Linked DNA regions of Mus musculus: regions 1, 3 and 4 are each linked to region 2. A link is a loop called in an ENCODE intact Hi-C map of the cell type or tissue named here. Cell type or tissue: gastrocnemius. All regions are shown on one strand. Region 1 has its middle 27 kb from the start of Rfpl4b. Region 2 has its middle 65 kb from the start of Marcks. Region 3 has its middle 62 kb from the start of Gm22911. Region 4 has its middle 85 kb from the start of Gm40624.

Evidence for each region. Peaks named below come from ENCODE experiments on the same cell type or tissue, not always from the same donor. Only the 100,000 strongest peaks of a DNase experiment are listed, where the experiment ranks them.
Region 1: it touches region 2 in a loop (14-fold over the local background); 17 of 42 quality-filtered maps call a loop at or near these places.
Region 3: it touches region 2 in a loop (7-fold over the local background); 19 of 42 quality-filtered maps call a loop at or near these places.
Region 4: it touches region 2 in a loop (6-fold over the local background); 13 of 42 quality-filtered maps call a loop at or near these places.

The regions. Positions count from the first base shown.
Region 1 is chr10:38,845,015-38,853,014 of GRCm38, forward strand. No RefSeq gene overlaps it. Among named protein-coding and RNA genes, the nearest start is that of Rfpl4b, 27 kb to the left of the region's middle. In gastrocnemius, a CTCF peak has its summit at 4,308 (motif pointing left); DNase peaks (open chromatin) are centred at 3,393 and 4,301.
Region 2 is chr10:37,069,810-37,077,809 of GRCm38, forward strand. No RefSeq gene overlaps it. Among named protein-coding and RNA genes, the nearest start is that of Marcks, 65 kb to the right of the region's middle. In gastrocnemius, a CTCF peak has its summit at 3,173 (motif pointing right); a DNase peak (open chromatin) is centred at 3,210; H3K27ac peaks cover 2,331 bases.
Region 3 is chr10:38,549,563-38,557,562 of GRCm38, forward strand. No RefSeq gene overlaps it. Among named protein-coding and RNA genes, the nearest start is that of Gm22911, 62 kb to the right of the region's middle. In gastrocnemius, a CTCF peak has its summit at 4,832 (motif pointing left); DNase peaks (open chromatin) are centred at 4,396, 4,645 and 5,748; H3K4me3 peaks cover 700 bases; H3K27ac peaks cover 761 bases.
Region 4 is chr10:38,265,608-38,273,607 of GRCm38, forward strand. No RefSeq gene overlaps it. Among named protein-coding and RNA genes, the nearest start is that of Gm40624, 85 kb to the right of the region's middle. In gastrocnemius, a CTCF peak has its summit at 3,731 (motif pointing left); a DNase peak (open chromatin) is centred at 3,738.

The DNA of each region.
Region 1 (8,000 bases), 1.8 Mb after region 2:
AAGTGCCCCTCCTTGTCTTTTTTGATGACTTTGGGTTGGAAGTCAATCTTATCAGATATTAGGATGGCTACTCCAGCTTGTTTCTTCATACCATTTGCTTGGAAAATTGTTTTCCAGCCTTTCATTCTGAGGTAGTGTCTATCTTTTTCTCTGAGATGTGTTTCCTGTAAGCAGCAAAATGTTTGGTCTTGTTTGTGTAGCCAGTTTGTTAGTCTATGTCTTTTTATTGGGGAGTTGAGACCACTGATGTTAAGAGATATTAAGAAAAAGTAATTGTTGCTTCCTGTTATTTTTGTTGTTAAAGTTGGCATTCTGTTCTTGTGGCTGTCTTCTTTTAGGTTTGTTGAGGGATTACCTTCTTGTTTTTTCTAGGGCGTTGTTCCCGTTCTTGTATTGGTTTTTTTCTGTTATTATCCTTTGAAGGGCTGGATTCGTGGAGAGATAATGTGTGAATTTGGTTTTGTCATGGAATACTTTGGTTTCTCCATATATGGTAATTGAGAGTTTGGCTGGGTATAGTAGCCTGGGCTGGAATTTGTGTTCTCTTAGTGTCTGTATAACATCTGTCCAGGCTCTTCTGGCTTTCATAGTCTCTGGTGAAAAATCTGGTATAATTCTGATAGGCTTGCCTTTATATGTTACTTGACCTTTTTCCCTTACTGCTTTTAGTATTCTATCTTTATTTAGTGCATTTGTTGTTCTGATTATTATGTGTCGGGAGGAATTTCTTTTCTGGTCCAGTCTATTTGGAGTTCTGTAGGCTTCTTGTATGTTCATAGGCATCTCTTTCTTTAGATTTGGGAAGTTTTCTTCAATAATTTTGTTGAAGATGTTTGCTGGTCCTTTGAGTTGAAAATCTTCATTCTCATCCACTCCTATTATCCGTAGGTTTGGTCTTCTTATTGTGTCCTGGATTTCCTGGATATTTTGAGTTAGGATCTTTTTGCATTTTCCATTTTCTTTGATTGTTGTGCCGATGTTCTCTATGGAATCTTCTGCACCTGAGATTCTCTCTTCCATCTCTTGTATTCTGTTGCTGATGCTCAAATCTATGGTTCCAGATTTCTTTCCTAGGGTTTCTATCTCCAGTGTTGCCTCACTTTGAGTTTTCTTTATTGTGTCTACTTCCCTTTTTAGGTCTAGTATGGTTTTGTTCATTTCCATCACCTGTTTGGATGTGTTTTCCTCTTTTTCTGTAAGAACTTCTACCTGTTTGATTGTGTTTTCCTGTTTTTCTTTAAGGACTTGTAACTCTTTAGCAGTGTTCTCCTGTATTTCTTTAAGTGAGTTATTAAAGTCCTTCTTGATGTCCTCTACCATCATCATGAAATATGCTTTTAAATCTAGGTCTAGGTTTTCGGGTGTGTTGGGGAGCCCTGGACTGGGCGAAGTGGGAGTGCTGGGTTCTGATGATGGTGAGTGGTCTTGGTTCCTGTTAGTAAGATTCCTACGTTTACCTTTCGCCATCTGGTAATCTCTGGAGTTAGTAGTTATAGTTGACTCTGTTTAGAGATTGTTCTTCTGGTGATTCTGTTACCGTCTATCAGCAGACCTGGGAGACAGATTCTCTCCTCTGAGTTTCAGTGCTCAGAGCACTCTCTGCTGGCAAGCTCTCTTACAGGGAAGGTGCGCAGATATCTTGTGTTTGGACCTCCTCCTGGCCGAAGAAGAAGGCCCAAACCAGGACCTTTCTCAGAAGCTGTGTTGCTTTGGCAGTTCTCAGAAGCTGTCAGCTTCTGTGGTGCAGACTCTCACCTGTGCAGACTAAATTCCTAAGTTCCACGGAGTCCCGGAACCAAGATGGTGACCGCTGGTGCTGAGGCTGAGGCCGCCTCCTGAGCCAGGCGGACACCTGTCCTCTGGTCCGGACGGTGGCCGGCTGTCTGCGGCCCGCAAAGGGTGCTGCCTCAGCGGCTCTGTGCTTCTGCCTTTCCCAGAAGCTGTCCGGTTCTCTGGCGCACCCTCTCACCTGTTCCCACTAATTTCCTAAGTTCCGCGGAGTCCCCCACAATGTCCATTTTGTATCCTTATTCTATTAGAGGGATGCTCTTAGGGAATAAACAAAATAGGTAAATGAAGTCGGTGTATCTGCTTCTGTAAAACTCACACTCTGGTATGGATAGAGACAAGGAAACTGGATAGTATAATAGATTCTGTAAATATTACAGTAGAGAAAGAGCAAGGAGTAATATGGCAGATAAGAGAGTACTTCAAGCAGGTGCTTGAAAGGTGTTATAAAAAAGTAGAATAGAAGTCAAGGCCAAATAGATGAGAACAAGGAACTCAAAGAAAAGAGACAAGCCATAGAATTTTCTTAAGCAAGAAAACAAAACAAAATCTCTAATTACATGAGCCTTCATCCAAGTGCAGCTTCAAAGGTCCAAAGCAAAAGAAGGAAGCTAAAAGCAAAAAGCCAAGTTAGAAGGCTGGTGCCCAAATCCAAGTAGGTAATGACAATGACTATAAGATAATAGCAGAAGAAACTGAGAAGACATAAGGGTTTCCCAAAACTTAACAGACCTTGCCATCATTTAGAGGAAGAAAAATGGATCAAAAGTGAATGTGGGCTGGAGGATGGGTTCACTTGCTGGTCTTGCAGAGGACCAGGGTTCAATTCTCAGCACCCATGTGGCAGCACGCAACTGTCCAGTAAGACTAATGCCCTCCATAGTACAAATATGAACTCATCGGCCTAACACTTATAAATATAAAATAATAAAATAAGCTCGGGGTGGTAACACAAACCTTTAGTCTCAGCCCTCAAGACACAGAGAATGGAGAATCTCCATGAGTTCAAGGCTACCCTGATCTACAGAGTAAGCCCCAAGAAAGCCAGGACTACATAGAGAGACCCTGCTTCAAAAACAAAGAAATAATAATAATAATAATAATAATAATCTATTTTAAATATCTATAAGGATGACTATGGGATTTCTGAGATAGGTTCAGAGTCTCAAGAATAAAATTTGATTTTACAGAGGTGTCAGTGAGCTAAGTACTTCTGTAGCAACCATAGTCCCAAAGGTCAGGAGAGGGATTTGGAATAGCCATGGACTTAGAGGTGATTAGCAGATAAACAAAACTAATATCTGGGAGTCAAGGACTGAGATGGCCCATTAAAAAGCAATGTGAAAGAAGGAAGGGAGGGGCTTAGACAGAAAACAGCAACATCTAAAGGAAAGGAGGAAGTAAACGTATTGTGAAGTCTGTGCGCCAGGCCTTGAGAAGAAAGCTCTCTGCAGCCAACCACACCACTCTTCCTTCCGAAAGCTCTAGTGAACTCAAGCAATTCTGATAATACTCAGTGGGTTGACCTAACTAGGCCAGGCTCAGATGCCAGCATAGTGAATAAAGCCAGGAAAAGCCAATGTGAGACTTCCAGGAGCCCCAGAAATTGGACAGAGATCTAAAACCTAAATGGACAAAAACAAGTGGGAAAATAAATGTTATGTGGCAAGTGAAAAGGATGGCGGGCCACACACACTGCAAACAGAAGTAAGAGCAGCTCCTCCAGTCTGAGGACGCAGCTCCAGACAGGAGGGAAGGTGTGAGGGTGCCTGTGTGTCCAGTAGAGCACAGTTCTCACGCAACATCTCTCCTTTCCCCTCATAACTATTATTAGTTTAAAGACGTTTTATAAGTATCTGCTGCTTCACTGAGTCAGACTTCCTTGACAAATATTTAGTAATGAACATTGTATTAGAAAGGACTTCATTGCTTTATCATTACTGAATGGACATAATAACAGTTTTAATAATCTTTTGCAAAATTATCTCAAGTCCCTATATCTTCTGGGGGACAAAATTTTAACTATGTTAAGGTGACTAAGTAATTATCAAATTTTAGGGTAACTAGTATGTAAAAATAGCTATGTGTGTGTGTGTATATATATCCCCACCTATACATTCATTTCAAGATTTTTTCACCCCCCAATGCTAAAAATGCAAACTATAAAGTCTTAATATAGAGAGAACTTTGTTGTGGAATGTCCAGAATGCTTACTCATAGATTAACCAGAGAGATACGGTTTTAATTAAATTAATAAACTTGTGTGAAGTGTGAAGAGGGCAGTGTATGAGGTGACTAGGAGATCATGCCGGGCATTAAAAGGGAGTTTTAAAATGTAATTGTTTTTCAGGATTAGATTAAATAAGCTTAATGGTCTTTGGTGTCAGAGGCAATTAGAAAACAACAGTTTACTGCTTCAGTTAAAAGTGATTTCTAAGACTTCTAACCTCTTCTCCCTGGGTGTCAGTTGCCTCTCCCGACGGAGTCACCTGGGAATCTGTGTGGCAGGGCGCCATCTACTGTGCACCTTTAGAACTGCGGCTTCCGACTTTCTTTGTGAGGCTTGGTCCTCTGGGTGAGGACAGCAATGATTTTCCTTGAGAGCTTTTACAAGTGCTATTTTTAAAAAAAAAAAAAGAAAGAAACAAATTAAAGATTACCGTGGATGCATTCAGATCCATAGGATTCAGATTTGAACAATTAAATTAGACAAGAAGTTTCCTTGCTGTGTGGAAATCAGTTTGTAAAACTGGTGATTACATTCTTGGCATCGCTGAGAACAGACAAACATTCTGGAGGTTGTTTTCCTTTTTAATCAAATCCCAAAGCATACAATTCTAATTAAGATGTCTGAATTATGTATTGTACAAGAAAGAGGAATATTCATGTAGGCTTGTTTTATTTATAAAAGAATGTTTGCATGACTCTCTTCTGCTACGGTCAGACATCAATTATTTAAAGTCAAGCCTTACATTTGGCCCAGTCTCTCCTTCTTTAATGTTAGTACCTAACTTCCAGCCAGTCTTCTGCAACAATGATGCCACAGAAGAGGAGAGATGCATGATACTGAACCATCACAGGAAGCGTTTTAGCTGAGCTTGGAAACAGTACAGATAAACAAAGCAAGAAATTTTGATGGGATGCATAGTACATCCAACTCACCAAATCACCAGAACTACCCGATGTTGGAAGCCGACACGGGGCTCACATGAACCAGGTTTCACCTGGGAGGCAAGCGGGAGCTGAAAAGACAAGGGAACTAGGCAATGGAGCTAAGTCAAGATTCCTGATCAAAGCTCAAATGTTCAATGGCAAATGCACTTATAAACGGAGTTGGGGGGGGGGCATTCCTGCCAATTCATTCTTGGAGCCTGGAACCAGCTGCAGGTGACAACAACGCTGCAGGATAGGGTGCAGTCTCCGGAATAGCTCAGAGGCCTCTCAGCAGGTAGCAGTGGCTGAACAATAGAGTGATCTAGGGAGGAAGGCTCCACCCTAGGTAATCTCCTTAGTGGCAGCAAGGTCAAGTTCTGGCTCAGCCTGCTTGGAGGCTGGGGGAGGCTACAACCGGAGTCTCTGGTGGTCTTCAAGATAATATAGCTGTTTGCAAGCCATGTCTTGTGTACACAGGCACAGGTACATAATAATGCTGAGCTATTGCCTGCCAGCCAAGGCTAGAGAAGCTCTATGCATTAAGAGTTTGAATGTCAGCCAGGCGTGGTGGCGCACGCCTTTAATCCCAGCACTCAGGAGGCAGAGGCAGGTGGATTTCTGAGTTCGAGAAGAAGAAGAAGAAGAAGAAGAAGAAGAAGAAGAAGAAGAAGAAGAAGAAGAAGAAGAAGAAGAAGACGACACCAGAGTCTTGATGGGCATGGGGAAAAGAGGGCACAGGTTGAGGGAAAGAGGAAGAAACGGGTGTCTTGGATGGCAAGGGGAAAAGAGGAGAGAATAAAAAGGTCCTCAAAAAGAGGTAGGTGTTCCTCTGCTCACTCTTGGTCTTATCCTTAGTCTTCTCCTCTGAAGATTGAGGGGACTCTTTAAAGACACAATTTCATGAGTAACAAGAATGCATTCCAAAAATATAGCTGTCTTTTGCTAACTTGTCAAATGAGAATCTCTTAACACAGTTAAAACACTGAATTAACACATGGAGGATAACTAAAATCCTTAACCTCCCTTAGAAAGATTGCAAATCCAAGCTTATATGGGGTATATAGGTCTGGTATTATTTTCACTAAGACTAGGAGGGTTTGAGAAAATGGTGGTAAAATTGTGTACTGAATGCCATTCAGTGGTGGCAAGGCTGAAGTCAGACCTATACCATAATGTGGTTTTCCACTGAAGCTACTTGGCAACCATCAGACACATTCTAACATTCAATTCCTTGATTAGGTCAATGTCAGATATTTGCTCTGTTGACTTATTATTATAAATTTAGTAGTAAAATTAGAGGTTTTATTAAATTTAAGTTAGAAGTAAATTAAAACTACAAGTTCAGTATTGGAGATGAGAGTCTGGTTTCCAGGAATCTCTTTCTAACTATGTGGACCCAGGGCAATGTATTTAACCTTTCAGACTAATTCTCTCCAGATGTAAACTGGGAGTCAAGAAATTATAGAGATGTAAGAAATAGCATGTGTGAAGGATTGATGGTTCTAGCATGTAGATGCCTCCCTAGTTACCACAGTGGTTACATGGAAGATGGGGAATTTATCTCTGCATCTCATACATTTACTGCCATTTGCTCAGCATTTACCCAACTAGAAATAAGTATGCTTTCTTTTTCTTTGTTTTTTTTTAATTCTTATTTGTATTGACCACCAGGATGTGTGTCACTTAATGTCTTTGACCTCCTGCTACCACATTTACACTGGGTATGTTACACAAATCACCTACTAACCCATATTGTTTGAAATTGAGTCCATCCTGACCCATCCAGTTCAACTAACATGGTTATAAAGTTTTTTTTTTTTAACCTTCTAAAGACTCCTCCACGATTTCTTTGTCAGCACTGGACATACTGTAATGGGGTTTCAGGGTTCTTATCTCAGAAGGACAACTGAGGGGCTCTCTTGGCCCCTAGTTTGATTCTTGATGAGGATAAAGCAAGCCCTAGTCAGGTGAATGCTAAGAGAGCACCAGCACTGGACAGGAAATTGAGTGAATGTCAACTAGAGAAGTTCAAAGGCTAATTTTAAGGTCAGGGTAATAGAGATGAAGATATTCTTTGGATTTTTGTTGTTTTGTTTTGTTTCTTTTGGATTTTTTGTTTTGGGGGTTTTTTGTTTGTTTGTTTGGTTGGTTGGTTTTGTTTTACTTTGTTGTAAAAGAAAACTAGTGGTAGTAGAGATAATGAATTGTCTCTTCACTGTCTTCATTATGGTGATTGAATCTCTGGGTCCCCAACTGACCCGTCCAGCAGGTCCAGTTATTGAGGGTCTCGAGGGGACCTTCTCCTAAGAACCAAATGGGGGGAGGGAGAGACGGACACCAAGTGCAGGAAGTGTCACTGTATTCAGCAAGGCTCAAAGCTTAAATGCACAAGCAAAAGGGGAAGTACTTCTCAGCAGGAGGAATGGGTCAATGGAAATGCACAAGCAAAGGAGGAAATACTTCTCAGCAGGAGGGATGGCAGCGGAATTTTTTTTTTTTTTGGCAACTATATGGGGAAGCAGGAACTTGGTGGTATCAGGGTACATCTTGTGGTCAGGACATCTGGCGCTGACTTAGGGCTGGAACATTCTGTGGTTGTTCTCGGAACGGTGCGTCGGTGGCCCGCTTTTGACTCCCTTTTCTTCTCGGGGGGAGAGGCCCAATTCAGAGATCAAGACAATAGAGTTGTCTTAATAGCTCCCAACTAGTCCACATAACCATGAAGGTTTTCTTTCAAATTTATGAAAGAAGCCTTTAGTAGTTACAGACAGTGAGAGAACATTTTATGAACAGCTTCCCTATTATCACGGTTCATGACACTTACAATGCAATTATTGTGGGACATATCATAACATAATTGAGTCTCTAAAACTGAAAATGAGAGGTAACGAGATACAATTCACAAGCCACATGAAACTCAAGAAGAAGGAAGACCAAAGTGTGAATACTTCGATCCTTCTTAAAAGGGGGAACAAAATACCCATGAAAGGAGTTACAGAGACTAAGTGTGGAGCAGAGACTGAAGGAAAGGCCATCCAGAGACTGCCCTACCTGGGGAT
Region 2 (8,000 bases):
TGGCCACTGGAACCAGTCATGGCACCAACTAGGAAGAGGAAAAGCAGAAAAGAAAGATCTTCTGCTAGATGGCTTTTCAGTCAGCAGATACAGCCCTAAAACAACAAGACTCCAATGCAAATCCCTAAAACACTTGTGAAGCGTCTACTATGAGACCCTTTTTATTTATAGAATGGCTCTGGCTTGGTTAAAAATTATAGGGCATCTGCCCTAAATTACAACCATTGGCTAGGTGTGTACTGCATGCCTATAATTCAGGAGCTTAAGGCAATATGATTGTCCTGGGTTCAAGGTCAGCCTGGGCTTAATGAGTTTGAGGCCAGTCTGGACTTAAAGACAAAGAATATTTGAAGGCTATCTTTTGAATTATTTTGGCTCCTTTTTTCCCCTAATCTCGTGTTATTTTCCTATTTAAAGAAAAAGAGTATTTACTAAATTAGAAATGTTGAACTAGAATATCGAATGAAATAATATACAAAGTTAAAGAGGGTTCATGCCAGTAAAGAATAAACTAAATTATGCAGGCAAGCAGTGAAGTTTAGAATATTTTTCACTGTACCTTGATAACAAGGCACAATTTGACAGCCATCTTGGAGGCAGAGATAATCAAACACTCAGACACCACTTAGAGGATTCTGTGTGGTGCTTCTCACCCTTCCTGGTGCGTGTTGGGTATTCACAGTAGCAGACTGTACCCCTAGGCCTGTGTGCCGCACACATAATGTGCTTTAGAGGCTCTTCGGGAGCCATCTAGCCTCCACACATTTTGTTAGCTTTCTTCCTCATTGTAGGCATCGCCTTTATGAAAAGATGCAGTTCCACCTGGTAGTTGTACCAGTGCCCCCAGGTTGAATTTTAACTGAGATCAAGCAGTAAGGTTCCATAGTCTTCACTTTGGAATGCTACTTGTGTCTAAAGATAGCTATATTGTTTTCATTCTATATGGCCACCCAGTCAGTTCGGGTGTTCTTAGTTTGATTAAGCCATCAACACTTGGGCTGGCAAAATAGCTTCATGGGGAAGGGTGTAGCGGTAAATGTTAAAAGTTGCTCTATACTCCTGGTGGGTGCATGCATGGTTCTGCACCAGCCCAAGAGCTCGATCCACGAATGAAAGACATGCACATACAACCTTTATATTTAATCTGCCTTGAATAGCTCAATGGCTGAGCACTTCCAAATCTCCCAGAGGCAAGCACACACTCCCCTCTGGTATTCCTGAATTAACACATTTAAAAATCTATATTTTATTTTTACTACACTGTTTCCTTCTGGGCAGCCCTCCCAAGAAGGGAAACTTGGTATACAAATCTAATGAATTTGATCTTTGGCAGGCGTTTCATCTGACAAACCCACAGCAAAACAATAGAAACAATTGACATAATTTCTCTAACCTACACACACACACCCACATATCAAACATATATACACACATACCACACATACACACACCATACACATTACACACACATAATACATACATGTACACATACACTACTGCACACACACACCTATGAACACACAAACATATTACACTCATGCACCTACACACACATACACACCATAAATTAGATATCTAAAAATAAATAAACTATTGGCCTGACCATGTTCCATTTCAGAGATAAAAGTAGTTTTGAACCTGGACTCATAAAATGACTTTGGTGACTTCTGCCTAGAGCCATCACCAAGACAGCTATGTCCCCCAATAAAGAAAGACAGGTCAGAGATGCAGGCCCTGAGGCCCCACTGTCTTCTGGTAGTCTTTGAATGTCTTTGGGCTGTTAATCGTTCACATTTGCAACCCTGAAGTGCTATTGGTTCTGATAGACAGCTCTAGCCTTCACTGGTGATGTTCCTCCACATGGCTGACTCCTCATTTTCAACTGGGGGAGGGAATCCCCTCCTCAGAAGGTGAAGCCTGCCATGTTCTTCCTCTGAAGATGGGCGCCCTGGGTGTTCAGGCCTCTGACTCAAAGGGAACAAACAGTATTCAGCTTTTAGTTCTCCTATTTGAATCTATAGAACTGGGGTCTATTTCATCACTCTGCCTTATTGTGACTTGTAAGAGATTAAGCAGTGTGTGTGTTTGTGGTATTTATATGATATGCATGGTATGTGTGTATATGTAGTATGTGTGAGTGTGCATATGTGATGTGTGTGGAATGTGTTTATGTGTATGTGGTATATGTGTGGTGTGTGTGTGTGTGTGTGTGTGTGTGTGTGTGTGTGTGTGTGTGTGTAGATAAGGAATGGAATAGCATTTAGGGTTTTAAATGAGAAACCAGGTATAAAATATGAAGCCTGACATGTATGGCACTCAATTGATCTTTCTTTTCACTCCTTCCTCTCCTGTAATACTTGGCCCTGTCTTAGAAGGTGTGGTGGTTTGAATGAAAATGGCTCCCACAGGCTCATAGGGAGTGGCATTATTTGAAAAGATTAGGACAAGTGGCCTTGTTGGAGTAGGTGTGGCCTAACTGGAAGTGTGTCACTAGGGATGGGCTTTGAGGTTTCGGAGGCTCTAAACAGTACCAGGGGCAGAAGTTCTCTCTCTTCCTCCTGCCTGAGGACACAGATGTAGAATTCTCTCAGTTCCTTTCCCAGCGTCATGTCTGCCTACACACCGCCATGTTTCACACCGTGACGATAATGGACTAAACCTCTGAACTGTAAGCCTCCTTCAATTAAATTTTTTCTTTATAAGTGTTGCCATGGTCATGGAGTTCCTTCAGCTCAATAGAACACTGACAGATAGGGACTTGGAGGTGACGTTAGAGGACTGTGCCTAGGGTGACTTCTTCCTGAAAAGCATGATGGGATTATGATGAAACATTCACATTTTAAAAGTCATTTTTAAAGCCTGTGGGTTCATCAATGAACGCACTTTATAGTGAGAACTGCTCGTCTCACTTTCTTGGAGCAGTCATCGTGACTTAGCTCATACATACTAGGTGATAATTACATTTTGGTGTAATCTGAAATTCAATAAACACCACTGAAAACTGATAATTACAAATTATGACAATAATAGCATGTGAGGCTCATCATGAATCTCATGGAGTCTATTCAGGAGAAAGCAAGAGAAAATGCTAAAGTGTAAATACATTTAGAGTTAATTCATTGCAATTATTTCAATATAAAACGGAGCATACTGGAGAAATTGTCAAAGACTGGCTTGACCACTAGGGGGAGCACATAGATTAAAAACCCTACAGCTTCTCCATCAGCCTCTGAAAGCTTTTAAGGCCTGCAAATAGCAATTTCCCAGGACTGTTTACCCGATCTTCTTGTGCTCCTCATACACTAGAGCAGCGGTTCTCAAACTGAGGATCTCGAACCCTTTGGGGCCAAGCAATTCTTTCACAGGGATCGCATACCAGATAGTCTGCATATCAGATATTTACATTATAATTCTTAATGGTAGCAAAATTAGTTATGAAGTAGCAATGAAAATAATTTTATGGCTGAGAGTCACTACAACATGAAGAACTGCATGAAATGGTGCTAGCATTAGAAAGACTGAAAACCACTGTGTTAGAGGGATGTGTAAGTGAAAAAGTTAAAAAGGAATATGAGTATATTGGAAATGTCTACAATACTGAGCTGGGAGGCTCACACCTGTAAACCCAGCACTTAGGAGACAGGCCGGAAGAACTTTAATATCAGCAACCACAAACTCAGGCTTGCTTTGTAAGCAAAGGCTTGATCTACCCGAAGGAAACCTCTGGAAATGGAAACCAGGAGATTTGGCTTTAATGTATTTCCATGAGGCCAACAGGCTCCCTCCTTTCAGCAGACATGATCAAAGCAAGGGATGATGCAAAGGAGAGTTGGCTGGTTCTAACTGGGTTGGTTATCTAGTTATCAGTACAGCTGTGGTGCAGTCACCTAGACGTCATTTAAATGTATTTGACTGTTTTATGGCCCACAAATAGTGAAATGGGTTTTTGTGAAAACATGTCATGGTATGTATGTTCACTTTTTTTTCTTTTCACATTGACTATAGAGATTGAATGAGGTGGATCACTAAATGTTTCAAGATGAGATTAAAGGGTGTGTTGTGTGTTTGTGTATGTGTGTGTGTTAAATTCAACCAGATTAGAATTACTTTTGGTAACCAAAGAAACCATCACAAATTATTAATAAAAGAAATCTACATTTAAAAAAAAGTGCCAGACAATCACAGCTATTTTGCATAGTGAGGTCTAGAGCCACATTGCATGACCTCGTCTCAAGAAAATAAAGCCAAAACAAATCCTAGAAATGATTATAAATGCTCCAAAAAAAATTGCTGAGCCTATGTACCCCAAATTATAGATTCAATTTAAAAAATTTTTTCCAAATGTGTGGGTCTTTTTAAAAACATTCTATGGAATTATTTATTTTGTTTACACATGATCAAGGGTTGGGGTTTTGCAATAAGATCTGACATGCATACAAATATGGAATGCCAGTGTTTCTGAGTCATATCAACTCCTGGGCATGTCTTAAGTTGACTCCTTTTCATCCATTTCCCATTGCAATAGCTGGGTTCTAGGATCTACTGCTTTTCGCCAGGACAGCCATGATCATTTCTTCTTTACGGCCTCTATCCATGTTGATAACCTCTATCTGTCACTTAAACACAACTCACTGAGCTTCACATTCAAATGTGTGTTCATGTGTGCTGGGGACCAATCCTAGTTCCTCACATACGCCAAGCACATTCTGTAACTGAACTGCACCTCTAGCCTCCAGACGAATTTTCAGGAAACAGAGTCTTGTCCATATTAATTTTTTTCTCAAGAAAGTTTAGGAGATCTCTGTTTCCACAAAACAAATTATTAAACAGCCACTTGGCATAAGATCCAGTTGAAGACCTCTCCATCTTCTGGACAATGCACTTCAGGCAGAATAACTCTCTCCGTCTTTTCATACTCTTTCTCCCACTGTCTCTACACTGATTTCTTTTCTAGATGACTGTGGTCATGTCTTATATCATGTCTAAGAACATCCTCCCAAATGTAAGAGTCCGTGCTCAACAACCATCGACGAAAACCTCTTTGAAGTAGGTTACTGATGCTAAAGGCCAGGGGATTCAGAGGACAGAGCCATACTGGGGAATGGGACAGCTGAAGAGACTGCAGTTTGAACTGCACCAACAAGCCAAGCAGAATTTAAAGGTATAAGTAATAACTTATCATCATCTCTTGTGGTCCCAGGGCTTAACTGGATCAAGTGGTTCTCACCTGGACTCTGAAATACAGTCACAGTGCCTGGTGGCTCGAGATGTTTGAGTGCTCTGCCAGACAGTGTCAGAGATGTTCAACTACTCTGCTCAGAGCAAGTATGGTAGAGACTTCTGTTGGTTGGTGTCTTAGTTAGGGTTTTACTGTTGTGAACAGAAACCATGACCAAGGCAAGTCTTATAAAAAACAACATTTGCTTGGGGCTGGCTTATAGTTTCAGAGGTTCAGTCCATTATCATCAAGGCATGGCAGTATCCAGGCAGGCATGGCGCAGGCAGAGCTGAGAGTTTTTTCATCCAAAGGCTGCTAGTGGAAGACTGACTTCTAGGCAACTAGGGTGAGGATCTTATGCCCACACCCACAGTGGCACACCTACTTCAACCAGGTCACACTTATTTCAACAAGGCCTCACCTCCAAATGGTGCCACTCCCTGGTCCAAGAATATATAAACCATCACAGTTGGCCATATATTTTACTCTGTGCAGCGGTCCAACTATGAAGCTAGCTTCTGCCTGCCTGTTCATCTAACATGGTCTCAGGTTAAACATTTCCAAAGCCCAGATGTATGTGTCACGAACACTGAGCCTTAGCCTTAGAAACCACACATCTTCAACTTCCAATATGTAGCAGCCTAGATGTACTGGAGAAGAGGAAGGGCCCACATTCTCGTTGTCTCTCTCTCTCTCTGCCTCTCTCTCTCTCTCTCTCTTACTCTCTTTCACACACACACACACACACACACACACACACACACACACACACACACTTACACACACTTGTCCAATAAAGTATAACATAATTAATATTAGGTAAATTCTAAGACAAGATGTGAAAAACATTGTCTACCTTGCTTACTAGAATACTGAGTCCTAAATTTTTCAGTTTCTATGCAATCTAAGGTCTTGAAGCCTCCACACTATGAGGAAGTCTGAGCTAATCAATGGAGGCAGGCTTGAGAATGCTTGAGAGTACACAGATACCCTGAACAAGAGACCAAGCACCCTGGACACAGCCTATTAAGGGAAGTCTACAAATGAGGAGAGATAGGAACGGGTCATTCCCTGAGACAGTCACGGAATGGGGAGGGCCCAGGGATAGTAACTATACTCTGTCATTTATTTAGTACCATTAATCAGAACTAATATGGAATGGGGCTGTGAATTTCTAGTTTACTTCTGGAATAAGGCATTGAGTTTCTTGGGTGGCTTTTATCAGGCAGAAGTGTTATCAAGCATTTGGGAGTCCCTTTTGTCAGCTCCTAATTCCATTAACAATACAACTTAAAAGTGGACTTAGAAGGAAGCTTTAGAACCATTTTACTAGAGTTTGAGAGAAAAATAAGAGGACAGTCAAGGCGTAGATCCCAGCAGCTGTGCGAAGGAGGGAAATAGGTAAGAGGAAGGGAGTACAAATAAGCAGAAGCCATCAAACAGATGTGCAAAGGGCTTAGGGTCCTCAGCGAAAACTGTGGGAGAGTACAGCCCCTGGGATTTGGGTCAGTATCCAAAGAAGGAGTAAAAAGGAAGGGAAAGGAAAAGGTACTCCTTCTGAGTTAGGACCCTGGCAAGCAGGCAGGCTTAGCACTCAGGATTTGCAAGCAACTGAATCAGGGAGGGGCTTCTGAAGGTAAAATACATTATCTCATTACGGGGATAATTCACTCCACCGGCACACACACACACACACACACACACACACACACACACACACACACACACACATACACACACACACACACACACACGCACACACACACTCTGGTTTTAGCAGGAATTCGGGTAAATCAGCTTTTCTGAGGAGTGGCCCTCTGGCAGGCAGAGTGGACTAGTTCCTACAGAAAGGGACAATAGTTTTTCCTTGTTAGATCTCCAGTTAGGGTGAGTGGTAACCCTAGATCCTACTTTCTGGGCTAGGAAGGAGTTGTTTCCCCTTCACAGACCTCCACAGGGTCTCCTTGCCTTGCCTTCCTCCTTTTGGTAAGGCACATTAATTAACAAGGGGCAAAGCTGATTATGAGGGATGGAGTCATCCTCCAGGCCAGCAAATGTGCTAATGCCTTGAGGCATTAGCTAATGCTAATGAGGCTATCTACCACTAGGTGTTACCTGCCAACACTAGAGAGGCCTTTACCCCTAAAGTCCCTTTGGACTTAAAACTGAAGGAAAAACAAACAAACAAAAAAACAAGAGATCCAGGCTCTCTGTGCTGAGGTAAGAGGATCTCAAGCATAGCGTTGTACGCAAATGGAATAAAGAATATCCGTGCCAGTAACATCAGATCTGCCTTCTCATTCATTTCAGAACAAGCTCGGAGTAGTTCATGCCTTTGAAACCTATTGCCTATTGCCTTTAGAGTGACTTTAGTGTAAAAACTTAAAATAGGCTGATGATCATGTCTGGAGCAAAGGTCACCCCCAAAGATGACACCTAAGCTGCACCCATTCCGTCTGTCCTCCAGCCTTGCTAAATATGTTTCTAAAGCACAATGTCCTAAAGGAACAAAGTTCCTCCCTTGACATCAGTTCAAGAAGGTCAAGAAGACAACACTAGGACAAGTCATTTGAGTGACCAGACCTTGCTTTCAGACTCCACAGTGGGGTCCTGGCGTCTGGAATAAACAAAAGCAAGAGAGGAGAGGAATGGAAACCAGCACTGAGGGCCAGCTGGCTGCATCCGAGGGTGGGGTTTGGTGGAGGTAGGTAACTAGGACCCCTCCTTCAATTCAACAAACACCTTCTGGAGCCTGACTCTCCAGGACGCTGGGTTTTGCTAC
Region 3 (8,000 bases), 1.5 Mb after region 2:
AACCAAGAAGTAAATATGGAGGGACCCATGGTTCCAGCTGCATATGTAGCAGAGGATGGCCTTGTTGAGCATCAATGGGAGGAGAGGCCCTTGGTTCTGTGAAGGCTCAATGCCCCAGTGTAAGGAAATGTGAGGGCAGGGAGACAAGAGTGAGTGGTTGGGTGGGGGAAACACCCTCATAGAAGCAGGGGGCGGGGTAATGGGATAGAGGGTTTCCATGGGAGAAACTTGGAAAGATGATAACATTTGAAATGTAAATAAAGAAAATATCCAGTAAAAAGGAGAATTTAAAGAAGAAATTCAAAAGGAAAGAGAAAAAAGCAAACAACAGAAAAATACTATCTTATTTTAAAAAGAAAAAACAAAAAAACTATGTTACAGTAACATTCACAGCCAAGCAAAACCATACTCTGTAAAAGTCTAAATTTTCAGGATTGTTGAATCCCTCATCATCTTATCTAAGATCCAAATGGACTGAGTGTCCCACTTCTCTGGCTCTGCCACCTGAAATACACGTAGGCTAGCTCTGCTCCAAACCTGTTGCTGCCTCTGGCAGCATGGTCCTGGCATCTTCAATGTACTGGGATACCCCCTACAGCTGTAGTTTCACATCTATCAATGGCCTCCTGGCATCTCTCTCAATGGCCTCTGGTCTCTCTGCAGAAACTGCATACCTCAACTTCTCTACGTGATCCTTCTATCTTGCTACCTACACTTCAATTTAGGCTACACCTTCACCAGTGACCTCCTCTGGCCTCTCGTGTTGACAAGTCTCACCTTCTCCCCAAGAAACAAGGCCTTAGCTAAGGGTGATAACACATGCTTTTGATCTCAGTACTCAGGAACCTGAAGGAGGACACTTGATGTAAGTTTGAAGCTAGTCTGAACTACATACTAAATACCAGCCTAGCCTAGGCTACATGGGAAGACTCTTTCCAGAAAATTAAATACCAAATTCTATGTTGTTACAAGAAATTCACTTTAAATACAAAGACAGGTAGATTCCAGGAGAGGGGGAGTCATGCTCTCCAGTGGTACCCACCCATCAATCCATCAGACTCCAGTGGTCAATAATCTACCCATGAGCCCACAAGACTCTAGTGGCCAGTTCCAAATCCATGACCATAGAGAACGCTCTACTTAAACTTAGTGGGTCATAAAGTAAAACAAAAGAAGAAACAGAAGGAAGGAAAGGAATTTGTAGGGAAAGGGGAAATTAACAGGAATAAGAGAGAGACAGAAAAAGGTGGGTAACAGTAATCAGAACGATATCATATATATAACTAAGATTGTCAAAGAATGAATTTAGGTAATAAAAATGTTAAAGGTACAAAAATGTACACAGTAGATCAAATGAAAGGTCCAATAAAGATATACCAGGTCACTATTATCTGTATCACACTTCAATCTTCAATTATTTACAAAACACTGCAATAAAATGAATGGACTTTCCATATACATAACCAAGGTTCTAATTTATACTTTCTCATTATTGAACATTACATTGGTAGAAATTAAGATCTATTTATTTATCTTTATCTATTTGAGTGTGCGAATGCGTCATGAGTATGTGGTGTGTGCACATGTATGTGTGACAGAACATGCACCTGTGTCCAAAGTGTCAGGTACTCACCCTTCCCTATCACTCTCTACATATCCTTTTGAGACTCTCCCTTTCAGCTAGAAGCCAGCCACTACCACTGATCCCAGGGTCTCTACCTTCCTAGAATCTAAATCTACAGGCATACACTGGACTCTTGCCTTGCCACCTGGGTGCTATTAGAATCTGAACTATTTGGAACTATACCACCAATCAAAGAAAACACATGGTGGAACTTGTGACTCTAGCTATATATGTAGCAGAGGATGGCATAGTCGGTCATCAATGGGAGGAGAGGCCCTTGGTCATGTGAAGGCTCCAGGCCCCAGTATAGGGGAATATCAGGACCAGGAATGGGAGTGGGTGGGTTGGAGAGCACGGGAAGGGAGATAGGGGATTTTCTGAGGAGAAACTAGGAAAGGAGATAACATTTGAAATGTAAATAAAGAAAATATCTAATAGAAAAAAAGAATCTGAACTATTGTCTCATGTCTGAATAGTTAGCACTCTCAACCCCTCCTCTATCTTTCCAGCACCCATTAACAGACTCTAATACTCAGTTTCCATCAACTATAAAATGGATGTAAATATATGTCTTGTACATCTCATTGTAATAGTACTGAAAGATTATATTAATTGGCTATATGCACTTTTCCCAAAGCACAAATTATATGTATTTGAATTTTAAAAAATTAAAGCAGGCAGGTTTACTGTTCTCTTGAGTTTGAAGAAATAATGCTAAAACACTCATCAAACTGTCTAAAGTACATATCCAATAAATTACTAATTAAATAAGTAATAATTGTAATGACTTGATACAAATAGTTAAAAATTTAAGCTAAAATTTTAATCTGATTATAGGGCTTAAAAAGTTAACATACCCTACTGTTTCATTCACTTATAGGAAACTTACAATAAGAATATGACCCAGGATATGCCTTTATACATTCTTTAGCAACTTAATATCATTTACTAAACAACTGAAGAAGGGCTTTTCATTTCAATGCAAGGTTCTCTTTTATATTAAGGGAGCTGTTTCTCCCCATGGCCCTGTTTTGAGTGGAGGAGGAGCAAAAGATCCTTAGAGATAAGAATCAAATGACCTTCTTTAAGGGTCATTTGGAATTGGAGGCCAATGTAACAGTTCTTGCTGATGGATTTCTACACAGTTACTGGCGACTAACAGTCTATGGTAAATAGAATCTAGGGAAACACAAACCTGGGTCTGTCTGCCAATTCATTATAAGAGGTGTGTGGCCTGAACCTCTGACCTTTGTGGTGAAGGTCCCCTCTTTGTCCCGTTTTCTCTGTAGCACTATGGTGGCCACTGGCTTTGCTTTCTTTCTCCCATCCTGTCCCAACTCACCCCTGCTCCAACATCAAATCATACTTATTTTGTTTTCCACATCTGGTCTTTGCTCAGTTGATAATACTTCCTGGCAGGATGAACCATGGAAGGAAAATAAACACCATGTGTTGCTGGGACTACAAGTGATGCTCTCTTTCTCTGATGTCCCAAAGCTTGTTTCTCTTACAGAGCTGCCCCTAAGAGCACCATGAAAACACCGCCATGATGAGTTTGCTAAAGTTGCATACACAAGCACATAGGTAAACCAAATAATGTAACACATTAAAGTCAAGACTCAAGATGAAGGGAAATGTTCGGTCGATGAGTATCTGCTAGGAAAAACCAAACTTAACACCAAGGAGAGCAAACCCAATGTTTTCTGAATTCCTTGCTGCCTTTGAGTGTCAGAAGCTGGAGGATTGCAGTTTAGTGATCCCTCATGTCTGCAAACTCAGTTATCAGCTAAATTGGGTAAACATTATACCAACATACAAATATGTACATGTGTACATGTGCCGTGTGCTCAGTTCATAACACTTTGAGGAGCTTAATCATAAAATCTGAAAAATTCCTATTTATGATCTTCCTAAAAGAATTAACAAAAGTTCTTCTGGGTATTTAAACATATGTGTAAGGTTGGTTTTAATTTTACAATGTATCCTTTTACTTTAAGCAAACAAATAGTAGTAGTAGTAGTAGTAGTCGTAGTAGTAGTAGTAGTAGTAGTAGTAGTAGTAGTAGTAGTAGTAGTAGTAGTAGTAAATGATTGGCCTCATGGAGGTTATACTGATTTTTTTAAAGTTTATAATATAATTGTTAGGCTAGACAATACCATTCCTTTTCTGTATCTCCTCTCAAAACTCTAGAAATGAGTTCACAGTTGTGAATGTGGAAAAAAATTGTGTACTGCTTCCACAAGTGCTAACTGTGAGCTGGGAGAAAATTAGTCCATTTGCAGGCATTGGAAAACCAGGGAATCATTCCATTGTCAAGACAAGAACCAGCAGCTGCTTTGGATTCCATGTATTTCAAGGACAAATCATTCATTGACTCCTTTGACACCCAAAGTATGCCAATAATTCAATGTATTAGTTGGATGCAAATTTCATACAATAAGGTATGGAAAGCAAACTGTAATTGGGAGTGCTTGTGTGAATGGAGCTCTGTCCTTTGACAGAGCCCATTGTTGAACAGCAGCCTGAACCCCCGACCCTTTACTTTGCAAGGATACAATAGCCTTTGATATGAGGTGGTGGGAAAAAGACTTAGACACTCATTTCACATTCAGTTGCAATTCATCAGTTTGGCGGGGACTTTTAGCAGCTTTAATGACCACAGCAATTGATGGTTAAATCAATTTGTGCCGGTGACAGCATGGCTGGCCTCTAGACTGTAACAATCCAGGATTGCGCCAGGCAGAAAAGACTCTGTTATTCAGATGTGCGCGGTTCCTACTCTGCTCAGAGAGAGAACAATGAGAGAGTCTCTGGCTCAGGCAAGCTGGAAAACGTTCACATTCACTCCACTGCCTGCGCAATGTTGTGGCTTCTCTGTAAGGAGGTGCAGCGCATTTCATTCCCGTAAGTATTGTTGCGAGTAAAAATATACAGACGACAAAGATTTCTAACGTTTAACTATATCCTGAGAGATAGTAACAAACCAGAAAGAATTTAACCTTTGATTCCTTGATCGAACTGGGTGGTCCTACTCCTGCCACCACTGCGCACCCCTCCTCCACTTCCCCTCAAAAAAATTAGAAAAGGGAAAGAGAAAAGCAGCAGCAGAGATTACGATAGAGGAGGCTTATGTTTAGGAGGGAAAGGTGAGAAAACAACCCCACAGTATTTTGTGTAAAAAAGGAGGGAATATTGCTCCCTCTTCTGTTGATCAGAGGTATTTTTTTCCTAGTAATGATTTAAAAATACATGTTTACTGTGAAAATATGTAAATGTCAGCATAGTTCACTGAGTTGAACTGACCTGTTCAAGTTTCTTAAAATAAAAAGGCAAAGTAAGTATTTTTTTTTTAAGCTAAACCTACGTTTAACATTTAGGAATTCTGCAGGCATAACTGGCAATTTTTAAATGGGGAGAAGGATAAAATATCATCACAACAACATTAATTTTGGTTTAGTTTCATCAGTGAATTGCGTCATTAAATATAGGAATCAAGAATTAAACCATAAGCAAGACTTTTAAATTCTACAGAAAATGTGCAGCCTAAAACATACCTGTAAGATTAAGCAATGTGAAGCCAACATATTATTTGTATATCTGAATACTAATTAATGTCTGGCATAACGTAAGATACACAGATGACTGTAACAAACATGCAACTAAAGCTAATTAAAGGAAAGTTTCTTGTTTTTAAACATGTGTTAATGCTGCATTTATTAAACAAAATTTTTTAAGTAAAAAAAAAATAGTATACAAAAAGTATTAAATTCTACTCTGGACTGGATAAAATTGACTGTAAGGGTGGACTCTGACCCTGAGTTGCCTTTTATGTCCTATTAAGAATTAGACCAAATGATACAATTTTATTTTAGAGCTATGGTGGAGAAAAAAGAAAAGAAACCATGTCCAGAATATAAGCAGATCCATGGGAAATGGATGGCCCCGACTCGAAGCTATGGTGTTGTGGGAAAAAATGTAAACAAGGTTTTCGAACAGATTTGTCTAAACATTGAAAGAATATTGAGTCTGTACAGAGGAGGTCTTGGCACTGAGTCCAGAGCTGTGCTTGGTAACTGGGGAGGGTAGAGAAAAGGAGGAGAGTTTCCATGGCAACACTGGTGCTGAGCATAAATGGAACAGGCATGCATCTTCCCAAGGGAGGACTGGAGGGTGGAAAGTGGAAACGAGGGGTAAGGGCGGTAGGGCCCCCATGAAGATACTTTATGCTGAATAAGTGTTTTGTGTAACTGTGTGGCATGCTGGACATCACTGTGTGCATTCTGAGAGATATGAGACCTCTTAAAAACACTGCTGCCATGATCCAAGACAGTTCTAGGTGGAAATAAATGTTGTCTTACCATTTCTAGAGTGAACACAAATACACTGAACCCATCTTGCTTCTGATTTTGTTATGTCCCTTCAAAGTAGAATGAGAGGTGACATGAGTAAAGCTTTTTACAGATTATTTTTCTTTATTCTTGAGAGTCGTATGGAAATAACCCTATTTCCTTCTCTTAGCTGCAAAGGCAGGAAGATATGATTTCTCATTATTTTGAATGTGAAACTATGATTCACAACTTTGACACTGTTTCACCTTTCACAAGAAAGCATCCTCGTTCAAGGAACAAGATAAAATGAAAGTGAACATCATTTACCTGACTAGATTATCATTATTAATAATTTTATCTCATTGTAAATGCTTCAGTGTCAAGATTAAATTAGGATGGCATCAAGAAGAGGTGATAAGTTGCAGGCTAAACGCTATGGCATACTATGAAGTCAGCTTATGACCATACTTTCATTAGAAGTGAGATTGTGGCACCAACTTGCAGAGAGCACAATGCCACAGTACCATACAGGCTTTAATGTGTGTGAGCTACATTTGTGCCCAACACATTAAAAGCTCTGAGCTGTGACGTATGATATTTATGTCTATGAACTTTGTGAGAATGGTAGTCTCCATAAGAGAGCCTATGTACATATATCAGATGCTCAAGGCAGGTTTATTAACTTCCCAGAGAATCAGATAGATCATCTTCTGATCAAAACTATGAGAGCACATAAATGCACCAAAGTGGACATTTATTTACTATCATCAATATAGTATCCAACATGCATAGTTGTCTTACTTAATGCTCACAGATTTCTCAGTATGTCACAATGTGGTTCTCATCTTACAAGTAAGAGTGGAGAGACCCTCAAAGTTTAAATTATGTTAAATTTATATCTCTGAAGAAGCTGGAATTCCAGCCCAGTCCTACCTAACTCATTTATCTTATGACCCTTCAAGTTTCTCATATTTCTCTATACCAAAGAGTACTTTGATATAAAAAAGACTACCTTGTCCTCATCAGAAAAACTGAAGTACAGAGAATTCATTCACTATAATAACTCTGCTCTTTAGTCCTTCAAATCTCAAAAAATACATCTCAGTTCCCATTGCGCCTGAGATTTCAGAAGCCAGTGAAAGCCAGGAACTAGAATACAAAGTTGAACTAACTATCCAAGTGCAAAACCAAGATTTTGACATATGACAAATGGTTCCTGGCAATTGTGAGCAGAATAACAATGAATATTAATGGGCAAGTTTCTCTTCAGTCAGATGTATAGTCCTTGATACAAGCTTAGGGGTAGGATATAGCTGAATGATGTGGTAAATATATTTCTGGCTTTTCTCAGAATCTCTGCACTGATTTCCATAGTGGTTACACCAGTTTATGCTATCACCAGTAATGCATAAATGTTTCCTTTTCTATATGTCTATGCCAACATACTGTTACTTGGTTTTGTAATTTGTTTGTTTAGTGTTAAAATTATACATTCTAACTGGAGCTATTCACACTTGTCACACTGGGGCCATTCAATGTGGTTTTAATTTGCTCTTCTTGATGGATAATGATTGATGAGTGGTTGGTTTTTATTGTTGCTGTTCTTGTTTGTTTTTGTAAAATAAGATTTATTTATTTATTTATTTATTTATTTATTTAATGAGTATGAAAGGTTTTCCTGGATATATGTCTGTGCACACAGTGCCTGAGGAGGGCAGAAGATGGCATCAGATCAACTGGAGTGATGGGATTGTGTCTTAGGGTTTCATTGCTGTGAAGAGACACCGCAACCAAGGCAACTCTTATAATTAAAGCTTGATTACAGTTTAGCAGTTTTAGTCCATTGTTAGTATGATGAGAAGCATGGCATCCTACAGGAAAACATGGCACTGTAGGAGTCAAGAGTTCTGCATCTTGATCAGCATGTATCAAGGAAAGAACTGGCTTGAGCTTCAGAGACCTCGAAGCCCACCTCCACAGTGACACACTTCCTCCAACAAGGCCACACCTCCTAATAGTGCCACTCCCATGGGCCACACATTCAAACA
Region 4 (8,000 bases), 1.2 Mb after region 2:
GTAATTGCTTCTTGTGTGTTCAACTGAAGAAACCTCTTAGGATTTGTTCCCTACAAAATGAGTAGATGGGGTCTCAGGTTTCCACTTTTAGAAACAGCCTTGTGAAGTGGATCTTTCTCAACTCAGACTCACTTAAGTATCCACTTCAGAACTCACTTGACAGCTCTACCAACTAAGTTACACCAAGTACACGACACATGAAGGATGTGGGCTGTTTAGCTCTGACTTAAAAGGACTCTGTTGTGATTGACTTAGGAGCTTTTAAACGGAAAGCCGAAATGTGGATTTAGAATTAGAAACACTGTGTAGTAATTATCTGCATTACTGTTCCATTTCTTTTCTTTATTTATTAGCTATTTTCTTTATTTACATTTCAAATGTTATCCCCTTTCCTGGTTTCCCCTTCAAAAACCCCCTATCCCCTCCTCTCTCCCCTGCTCACCAACCCACTCTGGCCCTGGCACTCACTTACACTGGGGCATAGAGCTTTCACAGGACCAAGGGCCTCTCATCCCGTTGATGACCAACAAGGCCTTCCTCTGCTAAACATGCAGCTGGAGTCTTGAGTCTCTCCATGTGTACTCTTCGGTTGGTGGTTTAGTCCCTGGGAGCTCTGAGGATACTGGTTGGTTCATATAGTTTTTCCTTCTATGGGGCTACAAACCCCTTCATCTCTTTGGGTCCTTTCTCTAGCTCCTCCATTGGGGACCCTGTGCCCCTTCCATCTCAAAAGACACTCTCTATCATGTTTCCAGTTTTTCCTATTCCTATAATCTAATTAATCCCGACAGAGGATAAACATATTACATCTGTGCCTGAGTTTCTATAGGCTTCATGTCAGGACAGCCACAGCACTATCAGTCTGAAAAATTGAATAAGATAAAACAGAGTTTGATATATGTGGAACAAACATTCAAAGGTTTACCTTAGAGGCACATCTAATTATATAATATTTTATAAGTGGGACGAATTCCTATTATAATTATTTCAGCACGTGTGTTTCATAAACTGATTATATAGCCTTATGTTCAAAGCTATGTGATCAAATATGATCTAATACCTTAGTTTATTGGGATAATGGTAATGGAATACTATGGTTATCAAAAGGCAGATAATAAACTTGAACAACAGCAGCCAAAACAGGCAGGTACATCCATGTTTATGAGAATTGATAACATCCTTTACTAAATGTAGGAAGTCATTTATTTAACCCAAATGTATGTAATATTCTCATGTTGAAGTATACAGTATAGCTTTGCAACATTATCAAATAATATCTCACAAAGATATCGAATGACTTAAGGAAAGAGTGGCTCTTAAACAATGCAGAAAGATTCTTAAAATTATTTTCTTTTATGAGTCACAGGCATTTGTACATCTACGTGGGTATCTATGATGTTTCAGTATATGTATACACTGTGGAGAGTGATAGTGTGTGGAAGACACCTTGTGAAGTGCAATAAGCCAGGCATAGAAATATATATGAGTCCCCATGATCTACATTATATCACCCATTTGTGGAATCTGAAAATGCTAATGCTGTTGAAGTTAAAAAAAAATTAAAGTAAAAAACAAAAGCAGAATACTAGAGTCTCACTCGCTGTATAATTTTAAGGACAGTACTTCACTACCCCCAAGCCACCATTTCTGGACAATTATGTGGCAGAGCTGAAGACTAGAACTCTTTGGGCATCTGATGCAATTTCATTTTTTCATAGTACTAGTTCTGTTAAGTATCTAAACTTCAAGGATGGTGTGTTTTTCTGCTACTCTGACTGGCTAGTCTTCTCCTCCAGAGTGGGAGGTTCCCAAGCCATTCAAGACTCACCTCAAAAGAGCTCTGCAATGGTCATCAATATCTGTTTGAAGAGTGTGTTGCTATAGTAGTCTTGTAATAAAACAGAACATATTAATGTAGAATTAGATACTTTTATTTTATGGGAGCACCGCTAACCATTTGAATGTCTGGTAAAACTTCAAAGAACCATAGGTAATAGGATGCTTTTATTCCCCCAGAGAAATATCATTCCTTTAAACATCGTTCCTGGGCATGTTCTAGAAATAAGATTGTATTGGCATGCTCATGTTAACAAAGGCAGAGAATCTCTAGGTCTTCTGGAACATTAATTTCTTAGAAAACAAAGAATACTTTTTTGTAAGCAGAAAACACCTCAAAATACTTTCTAATCTGTATATAAAAACTCACCTACTACAGATCACTAATTCCAAATTAGAGAGGCAGTTTTGTCCTCCAAGAGACATTTTAAAATATCTGGATTTTGTTTTCTTTTCACAAACTGGATAGAGTGGATAGAAAAAGCAAACAAGTCTTTACATAATTGCCCAATAGTATCTCTCATGTCAAACTATAAGCAGGAGCACTCAAAAGGCTTTCCTTTGTAAATTACAGGTAATGTTGTGCATCTACAAGGGTACTCTAGAAATTTTTCTTTGTTCTTAATTCTACAGCACTTAATTTTTTTTTAACTTCCAAGAATATGTAAGTAAAGTAAGTCCTTATGCAGGACTTACTTTTATTCTTGTGCCTAACTTATTGAACTTGGTCTCCAGACACTGACATTGGCCAATTGCTTTTGTATAGAGACTGGAGATATTGTTAAACACCTTAAAACACACACACCAGTCCTCCACAGCAAGGAAATAGCTCTTCATGGATTGGCAAGGTTGCATTCAGAAGCCGTGCTGTTGGTCACAACTAGAAAAAAAAATCTTGCTGGCATATGCAATAGTGTCTGGGTTTAGTGGTTGTATATGGGATGGATTCCTGGTGGGGCAGTCTCTGGATGGTCCTTCCTTCTGTCTCAACTCCGAACTTTGTCTCTGTAACTCCTTCCATGGGTATTTTGTTCCCTATTCTAAGGAGGAATGAATTATCCACACTTTGGTCTTCCTTCTTCTTGAGTTTCATGTGTTTTGCAAATTGTATCTTGGATATTCTAAGTTTCTGTGCTAATATCCACTCATCAGTGAGTGCTTATCATGTGTGTTCTTTTGTGATTGGGTTACCTCACTCAGGATGATATTCTCCAGATCCATCCATTTGCCTAAGAGTTTCATAAACTCATTGTTTTTAATAGCTGAGTAGTACTCCATTGTGTAAATGTACTACATTTTCTGTATCCATTCCTCTGTTGAGGGACATCTGGGTTCTTTCCAGCTTTTCTGGCTATTATAAATAATGCTGCTATGAACATATTGGATTTAACATTTAAATTCTCAAATGAATTAGTTCTATTATCTGTTAAACAACATTTTCTTACAGGGCCTGTGTATTGGATTGTCTTACAACACAGACTTGTGTCTTCATGTTACTAATATAACTCCAGAGGTTCAGCTAAGAAAGCTCGTTCATGCCTCATGTGACACTCTTTTGTTCACTGTGTCAGTCAGGTTTGCCAAGGGTTTTAGGAAAGATGAAATAAGAGTGAAAGGGTATTGAATGTAATATTAAAAGTCGGTTGTGCATGTCTATATTTTCAAGTTTATTCAGTAACTTTTCTTGTTTTGTTCCTTATTACTTAGATGTAATCAGGTTTATTTTCGACTGTTGGTTTTTTTGGTTTTTGTTTTTGTTTTTTGGTTTTTGTGTTTGTTGTTGTTGTTTGTTTTTGTTTTTCATTTTCTGAGGTAATCTCAAATCAGTATCTGGGCAAACCATAATGGAAACATGTTAGTGGATCTATCCTTATTCTTGCAAGACTGTAGCACCACCTGCAGGGAGCCAGAGGCACACTACTATTATCTAGCAAGTATGGGTATACAGTGTGCTTGACATAAAAGGAGAAACAGACCAATCTAGAAAACTAAATCAAGGAAAAGATGAAGAAGAAGAAGAAGAAGAAGAAGAAGAAGAAGAAGAAGAAGAAGAAGAAGAAGAAGAAGAAGAAGAAGAAGAAGAAGAAGAAGAAGACCAAGAGAAATGTTTGTATTTTGCAACACATTTAAGAAATGAGCATTATCGAATTGCTCTGGCTAATACTTCAAGTACTATGTTGAAAAGGTAGGGAGAAAGTGGGCAGCCTTGTCTAGTCCCTGATTTTAGTGGGATTGCTTCCAGCTTCTCTCCATTTACTTTGATGTTGGCTACTGGTTTGCTGTAGATTGCTTTTATCATGTTTAGGTATTGGCCTTGAATTCCTGATCTTTCCAGAACTTTTATCATGAATGGGTGTTGGATCTTGTCAAATGCTTTTTCTGCATCTAACGAGATGATCATGTGGTTTTTGTCGTTAAGTTTGTTTATATAATGGATTACATTGATGGATTTTCGTATATTAAACCATCCCTGCATCCCTGGAATAAAACCTACTTGGTCAGGATGGATGATTGCTTTAATGTGTTCTTGGATTCGGTTAGCGAGAATTTTATTAAGAATTTTTGCATCGATGTTCATAAGAGAAATTGGTCTGAAGTTCTCTATCTTTGTTGGATCTTTCTGTGGTTTAGGTATCAGAGTAATAGTGGCTTCATAAAATGAGTTGGGTAGAATACCTTCTACTTCTATCTTGTGAAAAAGTTTGTGCAGAACTGGAGTTAGATCTTCTTTGAAGGTCTGATAGAACTCTGCACTAAACCCGTCTGGTCCTGGGCTTTTTTTGGCTGGGAGACTATTAATAACTGCTTCTATTTCTTTAGGGGATATGGGACTGTTTAGAAGGTCAACTTGATCCTGATTCAACTTTGGTACCTGGTATCTGTCCAGAAATTTGTCCATTTCGTCCAGGTTTTCCAGTTTTGTTGAGTATAGCCTTTTGTAGAAGGATCTGATGGTGTTTTGGATTTCTTCAGGATCTGTTGTTATGTCTCCCTTTTCATTTCTGATTTTGTTAATTAGGATTTTGTCCCTGTGCCCTTTAGTGAGTCTAGCTAAGGGTTTATCTATCTTGTTGATTTTCTCAAAGAACCAACTCCTCGTTTGGTTAATTCTTTGAATAGTTCTTCTTGTTTCCACTTGGTTGATTTCACCCCTGAGTTTGATTATTTCCTGCCGTCTACTCCTCTTGGGTGAATTTGCTTCCTTTTTTTCTAGAGCTTTTAGATGTGTTGTCAAGCTGCTAGTATGTGCTCTCTCCCGTTTTTTCTTGAAGGCACTCATAGCTATGAGTTTCCCTCTTAGAAATGCTTTCATTGTGTCCCAAAGGTTTGGGTACGTTGTGGCTTCATTTTCATTAAACTCTAAAAAGTCTTTAATTTCTTTCTTTATTCCTTCCTTGACCAAGGTATCATTGAGAAGAGTGTTGTTCAGTTTCCATGTGAATGTTGGCTTTCTGTTATTTATTTTGTTATTGAAGATCATCCTTAGTGCATGGTGATCTGATAGGATACATGGGACAATTTCAATATTTTTGAATCTGTTGAGGCCTGATTTGTGACCTATTATGTGGTCAATTTTGGAGAAGGTACCATGAGGTGCTGAGAAGAAGGTATATCCTTTTGTTTTAGGATAAAATGTTCTGTAGATATCTGTCAGATCCATTTGTTTCATCACTTCTGTTAGTTTCAGTGTGTCCCTGTTTAGTTTCTGTTTCCATGATCTGTCCATTGGTGAAAGTGGTGTGTTGAAGTCTCCCACTATTATTGTGTGAGGTGCAATGTGTGCTTTGAGCTTTACTAAAGTTTCTTTAGTGAATGTGGCTGCCCTTGTATTTGGAGCATAGATATTCAGAATTGAGAGTTCCTCTTGGAGGATTTTACCTTTGATGAGAATGAAGTGTCCCTCCTTGTCTTTTTTGATGACTTTGGGTTGGAAGTCAATCTTATCAGATATTAGGATGGCTACTCCTGCTTGTTTCTTCATACCATTTGCTTGGAAAATTGTTTTCCAGCCTTTCATTCTGAGGTAGTGTCTATCTTTTTCTCTGAGATGAGTTTCCTGTAAGCAGCAAAATGTTGGGTCTTGTTTGTGTAGCCAGTTTGTTAGTCTATGTCTTTTTATTGGCGAGTTGAGACCATTGATGTTAAGAGATATTAAGGAAAAGTAATTGTTGCTTCCTGTTATTTTAGTTGTTAAAGGTGGCATTCTGTTCTTGTGGCTGTCTTCTTTTAGGTTTGTTGAGGGATTACCTTCTTGTTTTTTCTAGGGCGTTGTTCCCGTTCTTGTATTGGTTTTTTTCTGTTATTATCCTTTGAAGGGCTGGATTCGTGGAGAGATAATGCGTGAATTTGGTTTTGTCGTGGAATACTTTGGTTTCTCCATCTATGGTAATTGAGAGTTTGGCTGGCTATAGTAGCCTGGGCTGGAATTTGTGTTCTCTTAGTGTCTGTATAACATCTGTCCAGGCTCTTCTGGCTTTCATAGTCTCTGGTGAAAAATCTGGTGTAATTCTGATAGGCTTGCCTTTGTATGTTACTTGACCTTTTTCCCTTACTGCTTTTAGTATTCTATCTTTATTTAGTGCATTTGTTGTTCTGATTATTATGTGTCGGGAGGAATTTCTTTTCTGGTCCAGTCTATTTGGAGTTCTGTAGGCTTCTTGTATGTTCATAGGCATCTCTTTCTTTAGATTTGGGAAGTTTTCTTCAATAATTTTGTTGAAGATGTTTGCTGGTCCTTTGAGTTGAAAATCTTCATTCTCATCCACTCCTATTATCCGTAGGTTTGGTCTTCCCATTGTGTCCTGGATTTCCTGGATATTTTGAGTTAGGATCTTTTTGCATTTTCCATTTTCTTTGATTGTTGTGCCGATGTTCTCTATGGAATCTTCTGCACCTGAGATTCTCTCTTCCATCTCTTGTATTCTGTTGCTGATGCTCAAATCTATGGTTCCAGATTTCTTTCCTAGGGTTTCTATCTCCAGTGTTGCCTCACTTTGAGTTTTCTTTATTGTGTCTACTTAACTTTTTAGGTCTAGTATGGTTTTGTTCATTTCCATCACCTGTTTGTATGTTTTTTCCTCTTTTTCTGTAAGGACTTCTACCTGTTTGATTGTGTTTTCCTGTTTTTCTTTAAGGACTTGTAACTCTTTAGCAGTGTTCTCCTGTATTTCTTTAAGTGATTTATTAAAGTCCTTCTTGATGTCCTCTACCATCATCATGAGATATGCTTTTAAATCTAGGTCTAGGTTTTCGGGTGTGTTGGGGTGTCCTGGACTGGACGAAGTGGGAGTGCTGGGTTCTGATGATGGTGAGTGGTCTTGGTTCCTGTTAGAAAGATTCCTACGTTTACCTTTTGCCATCTGGTAATCTCTGGAGTTAGTAGTTAACTCTGTTTAGAGATTGTTCTTCTGGTGATTCTGTTACCGTCTATCAGCAGACCTGGGAGACAGATTCTCTCCTCTGAGTTTCAGTGCTCAGAGCACTCTCTGCTGGCAAGCTCTCTTACAGGGAAGGTGCGCAGATATCTTGTTTTTGGACCTCCTCCTGGCCGAAAAAGAAGGCCCAAAACAGGGCCTTTCTCAGAAGCTGTGTTGCTTTGGCAGTTCCCAGAAGCTGCATATGTATCAAAAGATGGCCTAGTCGGCCATCACTGGAAAGAGAGGCCCATTGGACACGCAGACTTTGTGTGCCCCGGTACAGGGGAACGCCAGGGCCAAAGGGGGGGAGTGGGTGGGTAGGGGAGTGGGGGTGGGTGGGTAAGGGGGACTTTTGGTATAGCATTGGAAATGTAAATGAGCTAAATACCTAATAAAAAATGGAAAAAAAAAAAAGAATCAAATCAGTGCATGTGAAAATCAATTAGCAAATGGTAAACTGATTGAAATAAAAAAAAATTATCTGAAAAAAAAAAAAAAAAGAAATGAGCATTAAAGAGCCATTTGAAAGTTAATAATTCCTTGAGTTTCAGTACTACAGAATTATACTATTTTTTTAAAATTTGAATTATGCTTACTAAAGAAATAAGAACATCTTCAAAATGAGAAGAAACTATTTTATTCACAATAAAATGTATTTAAAACAAGTGGGAGAAAAATATTAAAGCAGACTGAAATTTGAAATATTATAAAATTGTATAAACTTGGGATATGAATGTATAAAAGAGC